Linked DNA regions of Homo sapiens: all the other regions are linked to region 1. The links are chromatin contacts, found by Hi-C or POLR2A ChIA-PET in ENCODE. All regions are on one chromosome and are shown on one strand. Each heading gives the region's core, a stretch centred on a gene start or an enhancer-like site at or near the end of the contact. The rest is flanking DNA. Distances are from core to core; before and after follow the strand shown.

Region 1 (3,451 bases), core at 103-2,602:
TGCATGTTTAGCTTTCTGTTGCTGCATTAATTTGCTGAGGATAATAGCTTCTAGCTTCATCCATGTCCCTGCAAAGGACATGATCTCGTTCCTTTTTATGGCTGTATAGTATTCCATGGTGTATATGTACCACATTTTCTTTATCCAGTCTATCATTGATGGGCATTTGGGTTGAGTCCATGTCTTTGCTATTTTGAATAGTGCTTCAATGAACATACTCGTGCATGTATCTTTGTAATAGAATGATTTATATTCCTTTAGGTATATACCCAGTAATGGGATTTCTGGGTCAAATGGTATTTCTGGTTCTAGGTCTTTGAGGAATCACCACACTGTCTTCCACAATGGTTGAACTAATTTACATTCCCACCAACAGTGTAAAAGCGTTCTACCTTTGGCCATTTTCAAACTGCATTATCTGTTTTACAAAAATCGCTCCAGCTGCTTTACGGAGAATTAATTAATTAAAGGGTGGAGTCGACACTGCGGAAGTTCAGGAGAAGTGATGGGAGCTGGGACGGAGTGTTAGCGCTGGAGATGGAGAAAAAGGGGCACATTCTGGAATAGTCAGCACATTGGAAGTAGAGTTTACGGGACTTGCAGGAGGACACGTAGAATCAAGGACTTCCAGGTTCCTGGCGTGTCCTTTACAGAGGGAAAAAAGGTTTGAGGGAAGGGGAACCAAGGCTCTGGACATAAATCTGAATTGCCTGTCACCGTCCGGGTGGAGGTCACAGATAAAGAGCCTGATCTAGACACAGGCGGAGAGGAGAGGAGGGATTTGAGGGCGTTGGGAGGAGGAAAGGGGGGCCAGCAGGAAGCGGTGACTGGCTGAGTAACAAAATGGGGGTGGGGACGTGCAAGTTTCAGACTCCGACTAACTACGCGGGGACTCCGAGGCGCTCAGAAAAATGAAGCCGACCCGGCCCTGCCCCGAGGGACGCTCCAAGAGGGCGGAGGTGCAGGGAGGGCCCCGCCACAATTCGCGGTAACGCAAGCCAGGCTCGGGCGGAAGGGCGGCCGGAGCCGATCAAAGGCTGGCTCCGGGCAGGGGCAGCGAGGGAGCGAGGGGGAGCTCTCCGCAGGCCGGTGTCCCGGAGGAGGCATAATTGGAGCAGGGCTTCCAAGGTCACGGAGAGACGCCGGGCAAGACCTCTTAAGGATCCTCTTCCGGGCTTGAAAGGCAGGCGTCCTCCCGAACCGCGCGACCCAGCCAAGAAGAGCCGGGGCGGGGCCGGGGCCGGGGCCGGGGGCCGACTCGGGAATCTTCGGCCGAGGCTCGGCAATCCCCCCATCCTCCGTCCGGGGCCTCCAGCCCGGGGCCGATCCGGAAACAGCCGAGCGGATCCGGAAACAGCCGAGAGGACCCGGAAGCGGTGCGCTCCGTCACCAGGGAGTGCGGGAATCCGCCGTTTGCGCTGAGGCAATGGCGGCAGCTGCGCCGGTGGCCGCGGACGACGATGAGCGGCGGCGGCGGCCGGGGGCTGGTACGTGAGGGGGCGTCCGTGCAAGCGGGGAACGGTGATGCTGGGGGCGGGGCCGAGCCAGCCACCTGCGGATGGGGGGTGGAGAGGGATGATGGAGGAAGGGGCGGGGCCACGCCGTCGGGAAAGGGGGCGGGGCCTACAGCCACAGGCAAAAGGGGGCGTGGCCCGGCCATTGAAGGGGTAGGGCCAGTGACAGGTGCGAAGTGGGGCCCGGTGAGGAAGGGGCGCGGCCACTAGGAGGGCGGGGCCAGGTGGGACCGAAGAGAGGACTGAGTGAAACTGGCCACCGCGAAGAGATGGAGTGTAGGCAGCACCCGGCAGAGCGAGTGGGAAGGGGGCGGGGCAGGGGCGGGGCCAGGTGAGCCGGGCGGGCCCAGGTGAAGGAGGCCCCAGATGAAGGCAACAGTACTAGGTTGCAGGACTTGCTAAGCCGGTAGGTGGCCTGGGGTAAGAGATGGGAAGAGAGGCTGATCCCTGTCCCCCACAGCACTGGAGGACTCCCGGTCCCAGGAAGGGGCAAATGGTGAGGCCGAGTCAGGTGAGCTCAGCCGGCTTCGGGCTGAGCTGGCAGGCGCCCTGGCAGAAATGGAAACCATGAAGGCTGTGGCAGAGGTGAGCGAGAGCACGAAGGCCGAGGCTGTGGCTGCGGTGCAGCGGCAGTGCCAAGAGGAGGTGGCCTCGCTGCAGGCCATCCTGAAAGGTGAGACGCGGGACTCACCTAGACTCCCCATCAACCCCATACTGGGGAGTGCATGACGAGAAAGGGATTGGGGGCACAGATAAGCTATGGGATAGGTTAGCAGGGCTGCCTGGCACAGGGCATGCCTATGGCCCAGAGGAAGGGCCGCCCTTTTAAAATTTGCATAGAGGCCCTCCATGTGATAGCAGCAGCTCTGTCAGTTATAGCTAAGTTTAGCTCCCAGCTTCTATCTGTTGCCTTGTCCCATGTCATTTCTTGTCCCTCACTGATGATTGATCAACCCTGAAGATGGGCGAGAAACTTCTCAGTTCCCCAAACCAACCTCATTTTAGTCTGGACTTCTGGGAAATAGAATCAGCCCTGGCCCAGTCTCTGTGAGTCTAATGCTCTGCTCTCTAGCCTTCCCCAGACACTCCCCCCTCCACCCCACGCCATGCACCAGCTTCCCCACCTCCGCCCCACGTTCTTTGTACTTGGTCCTCTGGCCCCAGACGCCCCAGCTGCTGATCCTGTTTTCTACTCTCCTTCCTCTAGCAGAAGCCAGAGACTCTGAAACAGATGTCAGAGCTGCCCCCGCTGCTATGCCCCTGCTGCGGTGGGGCTCTCGTCAACTCTCTCCTGGACTTTTGTCCCAACCTTCTCACAGATCTTCCTCTATAGTGTGGCCTTGACATTGGCTTCCAGAGTAAACTTCCTAAAATTCCCTTCCCAACATGCGATTTCCCTTTCTAACAGCTGCTGGTGGCTGGAGACTTCTCTGGGGCTGTATTTCCCACATTTCAGGATCCACCTGCCTGTGCAATGTAGACACATCCTTGTACAACTTACTGTGCTGTTTACTTAATATTTGTTCTTTAAATAGATCCACATTTTAAAAGTTTACATACATTTATTAAGGGAAACTTGTTATATCTACTATATAAGAAAAGCCAGGTGTGTCCTAAATAATAACAATAGCTAGCTTTTTTTTTTTTTCTTGAGTCAATAAGAGTTTCACTCTGTCGCCCAAGCTGGAGTGCGTCACAGCACGCTGGTGTGATCTCAGCTCACTGCAACCTCCACCTCCTGGGCTCAAGCAGATCCTCCTACCTCAGCCTCCCAAGTAGCCAAGACTACAGGTGCATGCCACCATGCCTGGCTAATTTTTAGTATTTTTTTGTAGAAACAGGGTCTCTCTATGTTACCCAGACAGGTCTTGAACTCCTGAGCTCAAACGATCTGCCTGCCTTGGCCTCCCAAAGTGCTGGGATTACAGGTGTGAGCC
Region 2 (3,336 bases), core at 837-3,336, 1.3 Mb before region 1:
GGGTGACGACGGGCTCCCGCAGGGGCAGCATCAGGCCCCCATCTGGGATCTCCCACACCTGCAGAGGAGGGGCCAGTGAGTCTTCAGGACTCCAAATGTCAGATCCCATCCTAGAGCCCCTCTCCCAGCCCCTGGGTCCCCACCACCACTCACCATGACTGTGCAGTCCTCGGAGCCACTGGCAATGACGTTGTCATTGTGCGGGCACCAGGCGATGTCTAGCACAGGGGCTGTGTGGCCACAGACCGTGGGCGCATTCTTGTCCACACGTCCAGTCTAAAGGCACAGCAGGGCCTTGGAGGTGCTTTTGCCTCCCAAACCCAATCCAACCTCCCCACACCTCCTTCAGAGAGGCCCAGAGAGGAAAGCTGTGGTGTCCCTGGGAGCTGGACCAGGGCCTGGGGTGGGGACGGGGGCGGGTTGTTCTTCTCTTGTTCCAGTCCCAAAATGGCCTGGGCAAACCCCAGGAGGGCTGGCCACGCATGGCAGAGGTTGGGGGCCGTGCAAGACCCTGGCAGAGTTCCCGCCGGTCTCTGTCTCAGTCTGTCTCTGCCCTTAGGGTTGGCACCCCCACCCCAGCTTCCCCGAGTGAGGCTTCCATGGGCACAACTGGCCCTGGAGCCAGGACAGGTGTATGGGGGCTGGGGGGGTGGAGGCAGCTCCCCAGAGAGCGAGTGTGAGTGGTGGGGCTGCAGGGGTGGGTCCTCCCAAAAGGAGAGGGGCCAGGGAGCCTGTCCCAACTGGCCCCAGGCAGGAGCAGAGGTTTGGAAATGGCTTCTTCCGGGGACAGCTGCTTCAGCAGGGCTTCCTGTGTGACAGCCATGTGGGGCGCGGGCCCAGCTCTCACCCCGACAACCACTTCCTCTTCTCTTTGCTTCCATCAGCCCTTTTAAGGTAACAACTTGGGGCCCATCTCCCCTTCCTGTCTTACCCCCCAAAGAGCACAGGAGTGTGCTGGGGGTGCGGGGCAGCAGCCAGCCAGCGGAGGGGGCAGCAGGCTCCAGGGGAGGGCAGGGCTGCGGGTGGGGGAGAGCACCTCTTGCATCATCCCTGCCTGCGAGCTGGGGGACAGAGTTGCTAGGTCCTCAGACAGGCCCAGAGCCAGAGTCCCTCCCAACCCTGAGAACGCTGCCAGGGCCCCCAGACCCCATCCCAACCCCCTCTGTGTTTCCATGGGGAGAAAGCCCCAGGCTGAGGCTCAGGAGGGCTGATCATGGGTCTGCAGGACTGTCTGTAGTCCTGGTCACTGGTGTGACCCATCTTGTGTTGGCTCCTTCTGAGCGTCAGTTTCCACACAGCCACAGCACAGAGGAGCTGGAGGAAGTGTAAGGCTCATGGGGCCCAGCTCAGTTTTCCAGATGGCAACACAGGCCCTGGAAGGCCTGGTGACCGTCACCTAATCAGGACCTGCACAGAGCCATGGGTCCGGTGGAGGAGCTGCTCCCCCCAGGGCCCCAGGGGCTCACCTTGCCCAGGGGCAGCACCAGGAAGGCCCCTCCCCCGCTGGCCTCACAGATCAGGGCCACAAACTTAGGGTTGACAGCACAGAAGCCACTGTCCCAGGTGGTCTGTGAGACGCGCACATCTTCATAGCACTGGTCGGCCTTGGCCGGCTGTCCAAACACGTGGCGGAACTTGCTGGAGCGGACCACCTGCCGGCTCATTCTGGGGGCACACAGCATAAGAGCATTTCTCCCTTCAGGTCAACTCTGATCTTCCAGTGGTCCCCACCTCCCCCAGGACACCCCTCAGTCTGGCTTTTAAGGTCCCAGCATCATCTCCAGGGGCTCCCTATTCTTCCCTCTGTGGCTGATGCCTGCTTGCCTTCCCCAGCCTCTCCTTCCCTCTAACCTGCAAGCCCCCTTCTCCCTGGCCCCAGGCCACTCTGAGCCACCCTCTCAATCTGTACCCTCAGCCTCTGCAACAGAGCCTGGCGTGGTGTTGCCCCACTGCATGTTTGTTGACTGACTGGCTGATGGATGCAGAGCCCGTCCTTCCTAATGGTTCAGACTCAGGCGTCATCAGCCCAGATGGCTCCGAGGGTGGGTTCTCTCTTAGTTACCGTGTCCAGAGCCCACCTCCCTCACACCCACACAGCGCTTCCTAAAGGCAGGGACAGGAGCTGGCCTCCCTCGCCTGCTGGCATGGGGCTGGACACAGGAGGAAGTGGCGTGGGGGCTGCCTGAGGGGAGTGAGGCGGCAGGATAGCTTCCCCAGCAGGTCTCTGGCTCAGGTCCAGGTATCTCCTCCTCCCCATACCTCTGCCTCTCGCCTCCGCTCAGAAAAGCAGGTGCCCTTAAGAGCCATCTCCACCCCCATGTAAACTGCACACAGGAAGGGAGAGGCCACTCCGACTGCTCTGAGGTCCAGGTAGGATGGTTTCCCCCAGTGTCTGGGTGGGGAGCAAGGAACTCCAGGGGCGACCTTGTGCCACCGCATCACCTTCCTGCTCAGGGAAGGGGCCTGTGCTGCCGCTTGGAGGGTGCCATGCCCAGAGCCTCTGCCCCTAGCCTCAGCCTCGCCTACTCACTGGGGGCTCCAGCACCCCCGGCCACCCCAGGACTCCCGAAGAGGCTGCTAGGTCGGCCTGCCCAAAGAGCGGTGAGGAGCGTATGTGAAGAGCCCCAGTCTTGAGGAGCAGCCTGTATCTGGAGAGAGGGGAGCCCCGGACCAGAGGTGGGGGACAGGAAGCCATCGCCCCACCCTGCCTCCTCCCCCACCACAGGTACCAGGCCCGGAAACCACGGAAAGGGGAACTTGGTCTTTTCTTGTTTTGCTCTCAACCCCTTCCTGTCTCCAAGCCCAGGGCAGCTGCCCCGCTCACCCCACCCTGCCCTCGTCCCCACCCTCCCCGAGACTCAATTCCGTGGGGAGTCGGGCCCTCGACACTGTGCTGACCCCCGGCCACCCACCTCCATCTTGGCCGCGGTGGTCCCTAGCCCTCGCCTCCGCAGAGCGCTCTGGGGCCCCGGCGGCCCCCACTCCAAGCAGCGTCCCCCCACGGGCTGCTGCGCCCGCTACCTGGCCCCGGCGCTGGCTGGGTCGCGGTGACAGCCGCGCGCCCCCGCAGCCCGCGGCTCCCACGCGCGCGCCGCCCCACAGGTGGCCCTCGCCCCGGCCCACCCGCGCCTCCCAGGCCCAGCCTCACCTGCTGCCGAGAGAGGACAGTGATCCCCCAAAAGCCGGAGGTGGAGGAGGAGGAGGAAGAGGAGGAAGGAGCTGGAGGAGCCGGGGACTCGCCCGCTGAAGATGCTCTTGTCAAGACAATGAATGAGAAGCAGCCGTGCGCCCGCCTCCGGGGTGGCCGCGCCCCTTGGGGCGGAGCTCTTCCAGGCC
Region 3 (3,464 bases), core at 413-2,912, 1.0 Mb before region 1:
TGGCTAATTTTTGTATTTTTAGTAGAGATGGTGTTTCATCATGTTGGCCAGGCTGGTCTTGAACTCCTGACCTCAAATGATCCACCTACCTTAGCCTCCCAAAGTGTTGGGATTACAGGCGTGAGCCACCACACCCAGCCTCTGATCTCACCTTTCAATCCCATCTGACTTCCCAGGACTGTGGCCTGGAATGTCCGGGTCTTGTTCCTGTCTGGACCGTCTCCGAAGTTCAAGGTGGTCAGCAAGCCCACGACGTGAGACCCTCGCCACTTCCCTGTGACTGTCCCATTCCTGGGACACAGGGTCAGCTGGCCAAAAGATCTCAAAAAAGAGACCCAGTCCTGTGAGCAAAAGAAGACGGGTGAGATGAGATTAGCAGCAAAAGCCTGTCTAGGTTGGAAGGAAGAGCGGGTACGGGGGTGGGGAACTTACCTGGGGGATGTCAGGGCTGCGCAGGCCAGTCCTGTGGGTGAGGAGGAAGCTGCCAAGGCCCAGGCCAGAGAGGCCAAGGAGCAGCAGGATCAAAGTGGCACAGACCAGAGGTGGGTGGTGGGCCAGACACAGGTGCAGGTTGTGCCCTGCCTGGCAGTTGCCCATGGGGAGCAGAGGGGGCTGAGCCTCCGGGGAGAGCCTGCTGGAAGACAGGGAGGGAGAATGGGACAAGAGCACCGCTTTTACGCAAAGAGAAAAGAAAGCTCAGAGAAGACAAAGGACTTCCCAAGGCCACACAGTAAGTGGCAGAGCCAGAACAAGAATCCAAGGTTCCCGACTCCAAAAGTTCAACTCCCTGCACTGCTGGATAAATATTTGCTGCATTTCATTTCTGAAGTAATCTAAGTGGAGGCAGAGCAGTGTACTCCGTGCTGGAAGAAGGAAACTGAAAGGGAGACTTCTCAGCTGGAGAAACAGGAAGCACTGTTCTGGGGCGAGGATTTGGCTGAGGAATAGTTCCAGCCAGAGCCCAGACAAGGGAAGACTCTGGAGAAGAACTCCACTGTGCAGCTAAACGGCTAGATCTGAATCCCTTTCTGTTATTCACTGACTCTGTGAGCTTAAGAATCCATGAAATGGGAGTTCTGAGAACACCAAGTAATAAGGATTAAACGTGGCGGATGAAGCAGTCTGCGTGGTATTTGGCCATGCAGGAATTCAACAAATGTCCACTTCCTTTCTCTTTCTCGTACAGATCCTCAAAACCGGGTAAGGCGAGGCAAAAAATACTGTGAGGGAAACTGAGGCTCGCGGACTTTAACACAGGAGGGGTAGGGCCAAGATCTGAACCCCGCCTCCTGCTTCCAAGTGGGGTGCTCCTTCCCACGCAAGGTGCGACGGCCTGATGGAAAAGAACTTCTGGAAGGCGAAGAGATAAACAGGGGTCGGGGGAAAAGAAGGGAGCCACGGAAATGTAGGTGTCACAAATGCTCAGCCCTGCCCCGCCTCCCGTCCGGCTGGAAGGGGGTTAAAGGGAGGGGAGGGCAGAGTCTGAGGGTCCGCCGCCGCTGGTGCACCTGAGCACCCCCTCCCCGGAAAGCCCCCGCCCCGAACGATTGCAACGCCCTCGTCCCCTCCCGGTCTCGCGCGTCGGATCCGCCAGCCGCTCGCTCTTACCCCTCGGGGCCGGGCGGAGGCCGGCGCCCCCCGCGACGTCACGAGCGGGGCCGCGAGGGGGCGGGGTCCGTGCTCTGCGCTTCCGTCCCCGACCCTCCTCCTCGCGCGGCCCCGCCCCGCGGCCGGGTCCGCATGCGCAGTGGCCACGCGGGCGCCAGCCTCGCAGCTCACCGCCAGGGTGGGGGCGTACCAAAGGGACACCCAAGGAAGGAGCCACCAGAAAGGAAAACCTCCGTGGGAGGGGTGGAAACGGGAGCGAGGCCAGGGAGCAAGTGCGAGAAACGTCGCAGAACCCGTAGGCTCCCTCCAGAGAGACTGGCGAGAACTGCCCCAGAAGCTTGTCGCGGGCATTTTTGGGCTGTGCGTCCCCTACCCGCGCCAATAGCACAGACCAGCCGCGCCCGGGTTCCCGGTGAGGACTCGGCATCCGCTCAGAGTTGCAGGGCTGCCACTTGAGGACTCTGTCCACTGGGGCTGGGAGTGGTGTTTTGGACTCCGCTCTTCTGTGCACCCCGATCTGCACCTTTCTCGTGGACCCTGACTTTTAGTGACTCCTTAATGTATAGGATGCTGGAGCTGAAGAGTTGCTCAGTAGAGAGCATCTCAGTTCACTTCTGCCCAAGTTTTGGAGGTGAGAACATCTGACTGGAGGTAGCATGACACATGGAGCCAGGAACTTTGGGTTCAAATCCTGACTGTCCGTACCCTCGCATAAGCCATAGCCGCGCTCTCAGGGGACTAAGCTTACCCCTCTACTAAAGAGGATCATCCTATCTATCTCACCGGTTGGATCAGAAGCTTAAAGGGTAAAATGTGGGAAAACATGGGCCCAGTGCCCACTAAGCACACAGGACAGATGCTACTTGAAACGGAATCTATTTAATTCGACTGTGGCTTCCTTAAGGCAGAGGCCATGTCGTTTGTATCAACAGCCACAAAAGTTTGTGGCACAAAACCTTCGCATATACAAATGATTTTTTTTTTTTTTGAGACGGGGTCTCAGTCTGTCGCCAGGCTGGAGTGTAGTGGCGCGATCTCGACTCACTGCAACCTCCGCCTCCCGGATTCAAGCTATTCTTCTGCCTCAGCCTTCCGAGTAGCTGGGACTACAGGCGCACGCCACCACGCCCAGCTAATTTTTGTATTTTTAGTAGAGACGAGGTTTCACCATGTTGGCCGGGATGGTCTTGATCTCTTGACTTCGTGGTCTGCCCGCATCGGCCCCCCAAAGTGCTGGGATTACAAGCGTGAACCACCACACCCGGCCGATTTTTTTTTTTTTTTTTTTTTTTTTTTGACAGAGCCTTGCTCTGTCATCGCCCAGGCTGGAGTTCAGTGGCACAATCAAAGCTCGCTGCAGTCTGGACGTCTTGGGCTCAAGAGATCCTCCCGCCTTAGCCTCCTGGGTAGTTGAGACAGCCGGTAGTCACACGCCACCCACCATGCCCAGCTAACTTTTGCATTGTGTGTAGAGACGGGGTTTTGCCATTTGCCATGTTGCCCAGGCATGTCTCGAACTCCTGACCTCAAGCAGTCCTCTCGCCTCGGCCTCCCAAAGTGCTGGGATTACAGGCGTGAGCCACTGTGCCCTGACTAGTCAAATGATTTTTGACAAGGGTGCTGTGGGCGTTCAGTAGAGAAAAGAGTCTTTTCTGTGCATCGAAGGACACAACAGGCTGGGCACGGTGGCTCAAGCCTGTAATCCTAGCACTTTGGGAGGCCGAGGCGGGTGGATCACCTGAGGTCAGGAGTTTGAGACCAGCCTGGCCAACATGGTGAAACCCCATCTCTACTAAAAGTACAAAATTAGCCAGGCATGGTGCCGGGCGCCTATAATCCCAGCTACTCCGGAGGCT
Region 4 (3,362 bases), core at 237-2,736, 1.6 Mb before region 1:
TCAGCACGAAGCGTAGAAAAAAAAGACAAGAACTGGATGATATTAAGTTGTCTGTCCAGGCTCACTTCCTCAATTCAAAGCTGCGCCCGAGGCAGTGTTTCTCAGGTTCCCTTCCTCTGCAAGACTCCATTCGAGTCAGACAAGACTGGAGAGTTGTTAGATGCCTCGAAGGCCAGATGGTTCTCTCAGTCCAATTCTCCTTTGTATCACCCTCACCTGGAAGGAATCCTGCCTCCCTGTGAGGAAATCTAACAACAGGGACTAAGGCTGCCAGGGATTGAGTTAAACTCAGGCGCTGGGGAAGGTGGAGGGGAGAGGCAAGGGGTGTGAGGCTGACGAGGAGGAAGGGTGTCTGTCCTCAGATCTTCTGGCTTTCATAAAACATAATGGAGGCTAAGTGGGGGCGGGAAAAGTTTTGATGGCACAGGCCGGGCTGGAGGGGAGATGCCTGGCACCTCCCTCCCACTACCTCCTGAAGGCGCTTCTGGCCGACAGGGGAGGCGGACCCGACCACAGCACTCCCGGCCAATCAGGAAGGCGCCTGGCGTTCCCTGGCGACCATTAACGCCCAGCCGTCCGCGGGGTTGGAGGAGGCGGGGCGGCTAGAGCACGAGCCCCATCGGCCAACCGCCGGGCTTCCTGGGGCGGAGAAGCTGTGCCTCTGGGAGCCGGGGCGGGGCTGTCTCCTTGGCAACTATCCTAGCCCTCGAGGAGGGAGGAGGGAGGAGGAGGATCAGGGGAGCCGAGCTGGGTGGGGGCCGGAGGAACGGGAGCGGGCGCGCGCAGGTGCCGGGGAGCGGAGTTCCTGGAGGGGGTCCCAGGCTCAAGGACCTCGGCGAGGCCAAGGGGAGTCCGTCCCGGTTCCCGAGGCGCTGCCGGAGCTGACCCGGAGGCCCGGGAGGGGAGGGAGCGAGACACCGCCCCCGCTGGCGCCGGGAAGCGTCGCTCCTTCTCGCTGACCTTGGTCTCGCTTGTCGCCTCGCCCTTGGCCACACGCACCGACGACGCGGGGCCCGGGAGATGGACAGACGGGCCTCTGGAGGGACGGAGACCTAGAACATAGGCACACACACTGCCCCGGTAGCCCCGCGGGCTCCGGGGCGTCCGGTCCTCACCCACCCCGTGGCCGGGCCCCTCCAGCCCAGGGTTAATGCCAACGAGTTTCCACCTCCAGCGGCTCCTAGAGAGGCCGCGGCGCGAGCCGGCGGGGGGACCTGGCCGCGGACGGACACTTCCTGTGCGGGGGAGGGTGGGGGGGTGCTGGGCGGCCGTTGGACAGTGCAGCCCAGCCCGGGGCCGGGGTCCAGAAGGTGGGGGCTCGGGCGGGAGCGGGGGCCGGGGGCCGCCGGGGTAGTCGCGAAGCCCCTCATCCCCGAGGCCGCGACGCGCGGGGGCCAGTGAGGGCCACGGGGAGGCCGAGACCTTGGGAGGGGGCGGGGCCGCGGGCAGGGGAGGGGCCCGGCGCGCTGGAGAGGCGCGGGGTCAAGACGTCCGGCCTCGGGGGCCCGGGCTGGGCCGCCGAGTCCCCTGGGCGGCGCTGAGCGGGCGGGAGGCGGGGGCCCGCGGCTCGGGGCAACCGAGGCCGGGTCGCGGGATCGGCCGCCATCGCCGCCGCCGCTGCACTGGGAGCCCGCGGGGATGGAGCGGGAGGCGTTGCCGTGGGGCCTCGAGCCCCAGGATGTGCAGAGTTCTGACGAAATGAGGAGCCCCGAAGGGTACCTCAGAGGTGAGGAGGGAGCGCCCGTCCGAGGAGTGGACTTGCGCGCAGGAGAAGGGGCTGTGGCTCCAGGGAGGGAGCGAGGGCCCGGGGCTGGGACACCTGGGACTCGAAGGAGGGGCCGGCGGGGACTGGGGTGTCTTGGGTCAGCTGAGGGGGGCGTGGGAATTTCAGCACTTGTCTAGGGGCCAGCGACCCTGCATGTGAGGTGGGAGGTGTGTGGTTGCTAATGGACCAAATGACCTTCCAGGTCTCACACGATCTGGATTCTCTCATCCTGCAGGCAACATGAGTGAGAATGAGGAAGAGGAAATTTCTCAGCAAGAAGGCAGTGGGGACTATGAAGTCGAAGAGATACCATTTGGGCTTGAACCCCAGAGCCCTGGGTTTGAGCCACAAAGCCCAGAGTTTGAACCCCAAAGCCCCAGATTTGAGCCTGAAAGCCCGGGGTTTGAGTCCCGAAGCCCTGGGCTTGTGCCCCCAAGCCCTGAGTTTGCACCCAGAAGCCCTGAATCAGATTCTCAGAGCCCTGAGTTTGAATCCCAGAGCCCTAGGTATGAACCCCAAAGCCCTGGCTATGAACCTCGGAGCCCCGGGTATGAACCCCGGAGCCCTGGCTATGAATCTGAGAGCTCTAGATATGAATCCCAGAACACTGAGCTCAAAACCCAAAGCCCAGAATTTGAAGCTCAAAGTTCCAAATTCCAGGAAGGTGCGGAGATGCTTCTGAACCCCGAGGAAAAGAGTCCTTTGAATATCTCCGTAGGAGTTCACCCCCTGGACTCCTTCACTCAGGGGTTTGGGGAGCAGCCCACAGGGGACCTGCCCATAGGGCCACCTTTTGAGATGCCCACAGGGGCCCTGCTGTCTACACCGCAGTTTGAGATGCTTCAGAATCCCCTGGGTCTCACAGGAGCCCTTCGAGGTCCAGGTCGGCGGGGTGGCCGGGCCAGGGGTGGGCAGGGCCCTCGGCCTAACATCTGTGGCATCTGCGGGAAGAGCTTCGGGCGGGGCTCCACCCTGATCCAGCACCAGCGCATCCACACCGGTGAGAAGCCCTACAAATGTGAGGTCTGCAGCAAGGCCTTCTCCCAGAGCTCTGACCTCATCAAACACCAGCGCACCCACACTGGCGAGCGGCCCTACAAATGTCCCCGTTGCGGCAAGGCCTTCGCCGACAGCTCTTACCTGCTTCGCCACCAGCGCACTCACTCTGGCCAGAAGCCCTACAAGTGCCCACATTGTGGCAAGGCCTTCGGCGACAGCTCCTACCTCCTGCGACACCAGCGCACCCACAGCCACGAGCGGCCCTACAGCTGCACCGAGTGCGGCAAGTGCTATAGCCAGAACTCGTCCCTGCGCAGCCATCAGAGGGTGCACACCGGTCAGAGGCCCTTCAGCTGTGGCATCTGCGGCAAGAGCTTCTCCCAGCGGTCGGCCCTTATCCCCCATGCCCGCAGCCACGCCCGGGAGAAGCCCTTCAAGTGCCCTGAGTGCGGCAAGCGCTTTGGCCAGAGCTCGGTGCTGGCCATCCACGCCCGCACCCACCTGCCAGGCCGCACCTACAGCTGCCCCGACTGCGGCAAGACCTTCAATCGCTCCTCCACTCTCATCCAGCACCAGCGCTCCCACACGGGCGAGCGGC

The links. Hi-C counts contacts between places; a loop is a spot of excess contacts on that map. ChIA-PET counts read pairs that join two places held with the same protein, here RNA polymerase II (POLR2A). Pooled maps may share reads with other maps.
Region 2: a pooled map shows a loop between it and region 1 (11-fold over the local background). The contact joins the promoter of CORO1A-AS1 here to the promoter of RABEP2 in region 1. A Hi-C loop is called at or near these places in 2 of 50 pooled maps. POLR2A ChIA-PET finds 5 or more read pairs at or near these places in 2 of 52 experiments (Caco-2 and activated B cell).
Region 3: a pooled map shows a loop between it and region 1 (5-fold over the local background). The contact joins the promoter of TMEM219 here to the promoter of RABEP2 in region 1. A Hi-C loop is called at or near these places in 5 of 50 pooled maps.
Region 4: a pooled map shows a loop between it and region 1 (8-fold over the local background). The contact joins the promoter of ZNF768 here to the promoter of RABEP2 in region 1. A Hi-C loop is called at or near these places in 1 of 37 single-sample maps with no recorded cell type and 2 of 50 pooled maps. POLR2A ChIA-PET finds 5 or more read pairs at or near these places in 1 of 52 experiments (HEK293T).

What each region holds. Positions count from the first base shown.
Region 1 is chr16:28,923,139-28,926,589 of GRCh38, reverse strand. RABEP2 (rabaptin, RAB GTPase binding effector protein 2) reads left to right here and starts at 1,352. Exons shown (of 13, transcript NM_024816.3): 1 at 1,352-1,487; 2 at 1,975-2,187. The coding sequence starts at 1,427. RefSeq lists enhancers at 309-892, 1,871-2,100, 2,131-2,220 and silencers at 1,111-1,460, 1,491-1,710.
Region 2 is chr16:30,183,538-30,186,873 of GRCh38, reverse strand. CORO1A-AS1 (CORO1A antisense RNA 1) reads left to right here and starts at 2,086. Exons shown (of 2, transcript NR_186359.1): 1 at 2,086-2,370; 2 at 3,103-3,336. CORO1A (coronin 1A) reads right to left here and starts at 3,272. Exons shown (of 11, transcript NM_007074.4): 1 at 3,149-3,272; 2 at 1,467-1,665; 3 at 154-276; 4 at 1-58. The coding sequence starts at 1,664. RefSeq lists enhancers at 790-939, 827-1,368, 1,369-1,908, 1,909-2,450, 2,451-2,991 and 2 more and silencers at 1,370-1,469, 2,840-2,949, 2,980-3,336.
Region 3 is chr16:29,960,277-29,963,740 of GRCh38, reverse strand. It overlaps TMEM219 (transmembrane protein 219), which reads right to left and starts at 1,662. Exons shown (of 6, transcript NM_001083613.2): 1 at 1,609-1,662; 2 at 433-634; 3 at 152-341. The coding sequence starts at 597. RefSeq lists a silencer at 1,380-1,829 and an enhancer at 2,180-2,289.
Region 4 is chr16:30,524,690-30,528,051 of GRCh38, reverse strand. ZNF768 (zinc finger protein 768) reads left to right here and starts at 1,486. Exons shown (of 2, transcript NM_024671.4): 1 at 1,486-1,726; 2 at 2,001-3,362. The coding sequence starts at 1,639. RefSeq lists enhancers at 101-400, 1,981-2,040 and silencers at 471-1,300, 1,391-1,710, 1,731-1,780.